2 separate regions of the Homo sapiens genome follow, and region 2 is linked to region 1. A link is an interaction called in ENCODE POLR2A ChIA-PET data of the cell type or tissue named here. Cell type or tissue: GM12878. All regions are shown on one strand.

The links. ChIA-PET counts read pairs that join two places held together with the same protein. Peaks named below come from ENCODE experiments on the same cell type or tissue, not always from the same donor. Only the 100,000 strongest peaks of a DNase experiment are listed, where the experiment ranks them.
Region 2: POLR2A ChIA-PET joins it to region 1 with 7 read pairs; 8 of 35 experiments call an interaction of 5 or more read pairs at or near these places.

What each region holds. Positions count from the first base shown.
Region 1 is chr14:44,973,656-44,976,155 of GRCh38, forward strand. The region is part of intron 1 of TOGARAM1 (TOG array regulator of axonemal microtubules 1); the gene reads left to right. Among named protein-coding and RNA genes, the nearest start is that of TOGARAM1, 13 kb to the left of the region's middle. In GM12878, no CTCF peak of the experiment used is centred here; no DNase peak of the experiment used is centred here; H3K4me3 peaks cover 666 bases; H3K27ac peaks cover 793 bases.
Region 2 is chr14:45,231,808-45,234,307 of GRCh38, forward strand. MIS18BP1 (MIS18 binding protein 1) reads right to left here. Exons shown (of 17, transcript NM_018353.5): 7 at 926-1,013. Among named protein-coding and RNA genes, the nearest start is that of MIS18BP1, 20 kb to the right of the region's middle. In GM12878, no CTCF peak of the experiment used is centred here; no DNase peak of the experiment used is centred here.

The DNA of each region.
Region 1 (2,500 bases):
TCTGAAAAACTTCAATGTTTCTTACAAGGCAGGTCTTACTAACAACAACTTCTTTCAATTTCTGTTTGTCTGAGAATGTCTTTATTTTTCTTCACTTGTGAAAGATTATTTCCCAGGGTATAGACTTCTAAATTGATGGGTTTTTTTTTTCTCTCAATACTTTAAATATTCCAATCCACTTTCTTCTTCTTTGTATGGTTTCTGAGAAGTTAGATGTAATTCTTATCTTTGCTCCCCTATAGGTAATGTTCTGTTTTGTTTTGTTTTTCCTTTATCTTCTTTCAGGATTTTTCTTTATTTTTGATTTTTTGTAGTTTGAAGATGATATGCCTAGGTGTAGTTTTTCTGACCTTTCTCCTGGTTTTTCTCTGAGTTTCCTAGATCTGTGGTTAGGTTTCTGACATTAATTGGGGGAAATTCTCAGTAATTATTGCCTCAAATATTTCCTCTATTCTTTTCTATATTCTCTTCCTAGTAATCCCATTATACATATGTTACACGTTTTGTAGTTTTCCCACAGTTCTTGTATATTCTCTTCTCTTTTTTTCAGGCTTTTTTCTTTCAGTTTTGGAAGTTTTTATTGTCACATCCTCAAGCTCAGAGATACTTTCCCCAGCTATGTCCAGTTTACTAATGAGCCCATTAAAGGCATTCTTTCTTTCTGTTACAGTGTTTTTGATTTCTAGGTTTCTTTTGTGTTCCTTCTTAGAAGTAACGCTTCATGACTTATATTATCCTTTTGTTCTTACATGTTGTCTTTTTTCATTATAGCCCTTAGTATATTAATTATAGTTTTAGAAAATTCTGGTATGTTAACTTCAACATTCCTGCCATATCCAATTCTAGTTATGATGCTTGTTCTGTCTTTTCAGACTTTGTTTTTCCCTTTTACTGTGCCTTATTATTTTTTGTTGATAGGTAGACATAATGTAAGTAAAAGGAACTGTGGTAAATAGTTTTTTAGTAATATACTGTTAAGGTGTGGGAGGTGGGGAAGTGATCTATAGTGCTTTAATTACACTTTTGATGAGCGTAATTTTATGGTTGGCATAAAATATCTTAGCATTTTAAAAAAGAGAATTCTTGATGCCTTTACCCCTTTCGGTGTGTGTGTCTGGAAAAAAAAGTTAATACAACATTCCTGCCATATCTGATGCTGGTTCTGATGCTTGTTCTGTCTCTTCAGACTTTGTTTTTACCTTTCACTGTGCCTTATAAATTTTGTTGACAGGTAGATGTGATATACTAAATAAAAGAACTGTGGTAAATAGGTCTTTAGTAATGTACAATTAAGGTGAGGGAGGGGGGAAGTGTTCTGTAGTGCTTTAATTACACTTTTGATGAGTGTAATTTTATGGTTGGCTCTCCCAATTTCTTTAGCATTTTAACAAAGAGATTCTTGCTTCCTTTACCCCTCTCTGTGTATATTTTTTATATACCAGAAAGCAATAATTTTGCTCCAAATTGCTAAATGATTAAAAACAGAATTTTCCCCTTTCTGTGTATGTTTTCATTAGCCACTTTGACACAGATCAACTGAAAACATCCAATAACTACATTATACTGGAATGAATGAACTCAATGGATGCCCCCCCACCAGGTGAAAGCCTAAACATAATATAAAAATAAATACTGAGTTGAAGCAAGTTTTATTTTCTGTTAGAGGGAATAGCTATGTCTAATATAAGTTAATAGATTGTATTAGTTTTAGTGTCTTTGAAGGGCAGTGTGCATCTTGTTAAAGGACTTAGGTTCCATATTTTCTCCATATTCCATATTCTTTATTTCCTAAACCACCGTTCCCCTTTTTTTGTTTGTTTGTTTTGTTTTGGATGGAGTTTCACTCTGTTGCCCAGGCTGGAGTGCAGTGGTGAGATCTTGGCTCACTGCAACCTCTGTCTCCCAGGTTCAAGCCATTCTCCCACCTCAGCCTCCCGGATAACTGGGATTACAGGTGCATGTCACCACTTCTGGCTAATTTTTGTATTTTTAGTGGAGACAGGGTTTCACCATGTTGGCCAGTCTGGTCTTGAACTCCTGACCTCAGGTGATCCACCTGCCTCAGCCTCCCAAAGTGCTGGGATTACAGATGTGAGCCATCATGCCCGGCTTCCCCTGCCTTTTTTTTTTTTTTTAATGAAGTGGGTTTGAACCATTTTTTTTTTTCAAGTGACTCAAAACAACACAGCTTTGGTATTAGGACAACTCCCTTGTTAACAATATAAGAATATTGGATATAATATTTTGGTAGTATTGAGAGTGCCATGATTTATAAAATCTTCTTAGTGAAGTCAACTGGTGACTACATTTAGTAGTTTTCTAGCCCTGTTTATAGATTTTTTTAAAATTATGAGATATGGTAAAGATAAAATGATTCCTAGATCAACTATACTGATTTCAGAATTGGTCTTTCTAAGAATGAATCTGATCTTGTAACCCACCTTTCAGAGTTCTCAAATCTCACCCCGATAACACTCACTTTGATTAACATCTTTCATTG
Region 2 (2,500 bases), 260 kb after region 1:
TTAAAGTCCGTATCCCCTATGAGCTCCACAAGGGCAAGAATAAATCAAATTCTTCTGTCTTTCACCAGCATCAACTATAGTGTCTGTAAAGTAGCAGACACTCCATAACTACTGAGAAAATGAATGAAAAAAAAAGGAGGAAGAACTGCACATTAGTATTTAATAACTGCATGCCTTCTGAAGGGTAAATGATTAGAATTACTCTTTGACATATGTCAAAAGTTTTATTTTCCTTTGAGATTTACTAAATACAACAGAAGTTCTAGTAAAATGTTATTGCTTCTGAAATGCTTCACAGACCAAAGCAAACTCCAAAACTGGCATTTCAGGCGGGCGCGGTGTCTCACGCCTATAATCCCAGCACTTTGGGAGGCCAAGGTGGGTGGATCAGGAGGTCAGGAGATCGAGACCATCCTGGCTAACATGGTGAAACCCTGTCTCTACTAAAAATACAAAAAAATTAGCCAGGTGTGGTGGCGGGCGCCTGTAGTCCCAGCTACTCGGGAGGCTGAGGCAGGAGAATGGCGTGAACCCCAGAGGCGGAGCTTGCAATGAGCTGAGATCGCGCCACTGCACTCCAGCCTGGGCGACAGAGCCAGATTCCATCTCAAAAAAAAAAAAAAAAAAAAAACAACAACAAAAAAACTGGCATTTCAAACAAATACCTAAAACAGGTGCACTTAATTAAATGTAAATTGTACCTCAGGCCAGGCACAGTGGCTCATGCCTGTAATCCCAACACTTTGGGAGGCTGAGACAGGCGGATCACTTGTAGCCAGGAGTTCGAGACCAGTCTGGCCAACATGACGAAACCCCATCTCTATTAAAAATACAAAAATTAGCTGGACATGGTGGCACACACATAATTAAATGTAAATTATATCTCAATAAAGTTGACTTCTAAAAACATAAAACAACATTTTACCTTAATTGTTCCAGAAAATTATCAATGTGCTCTTTCCAATTTTCTGGAAATCCAAACATAAATTTCCTTATGAGATAATTTGGATATCCTATTTAAGGATAAACAACAACAAAAAGTATTTAAAAGCCTAGAATTTTAAACAGATATCATTAATTCATTACATCATTCAAGAAATATGCACCTATTGCTTAATATGTGCCAGGTACTATTATAGATATTCAGAATTCGGCAGTAAACAAAGCAGACAAAAACTCCTATCCTCATGGAACTTGGCTTCTAATGTGGAAAAAAGTAGCTAACCAATAAGTACAATATCTTGTTTGTTAGATGGCTATGCAGGGACGGTGGACAGGTGTATCGATATGTCCATGGGGGAGTAAAGGGGTGAACAGCAATTTAAAAAAGGATAATCAGGGAAGTCTTCAATGAAATAGCATCATTTGAACAAAGTGATTGAGCTATGTGGCAATATTGGGTTAGAATACTGGAAACAAAACATAAAGGGAAAGGCAAGAGTATACCTGGCCTGTTTGAAACAATTAGGAGTCCAGTATACTTGAAGTGGCATGAGGAGGGGGTTAGAACTTGGGAGGCCACTCAGATGGGTAACAGAGGCAGTAGGAAGCATGAGAGATTATAATATAAGGCCTTAGAGTCATTTTATAGAACTGACCATTTACTTTGGACAAGATGAGAAGCTATGGAAAGATTCCAAGCAGAGGAGCTACAGGATCTAATTTACTTTAACTGGACTGCTAAAGCAAACTGCTATTTTGAGAAGAACCTGTGGAAGAGCAAGGGAAGAAAGAATGAGACCAGTTAGGAGGCCACTGTAATGATACAAACAAATTATGAGGAAAGTCTGGACTACAGTGATGCTGCAGAGGTCTGAGTTTGGGATATATTTTGGAGATATATTAATAGGATGTACTGACACACACACACTGATGTGGGTATGAGAGAAACTGAGAATTTAAGGATGCCTCCAAGAATTCTGGCTACTGGACACATGGAAAGATGGGGAAGAATATAGGTTAAGCAAATTTAAGGGAGAAGATCAGGTTTTAGATTTATTAAGTTTGAAATGCCTACAGACATCCTAGTGGAGATGTCAAATAAGCAGGTGGAAAATGAATTGGGTACTAAGGGGAGAGGTCTTGGTTTGAGATATAAAATTGGCATTCATCATCATATAAATTATATTTAATGACTAAAAGGAATCAGCATACCACGCAGTGTATTAAAAGAAAGAGCCCCAAGCTACCCCATTATTAGAAAAAATGGAGAAATACACAAAGAAACTAAGAAGGAAGAGGCAGTCAGGCAGCATAAAAATTGGAATATGGTATTAGAGAAGCTAAGTAAAGTATTTCAAAAAGGTAAGTATGATTAACTCTGTTCAAAGTGTATACTGAATGTAGCAATGTGGAGGCCACTGGTGACTTTGATACAGGTTGTTTTGGTGAAGAACTGGAGGTTAAAGAGAATTCAAGAAAAAAAAAAAGAAAATTCAAGAGAAATTAGATTTACAGAAGTAAATGTAAACAAACTATATGAATTGTTTTGCTATAAATG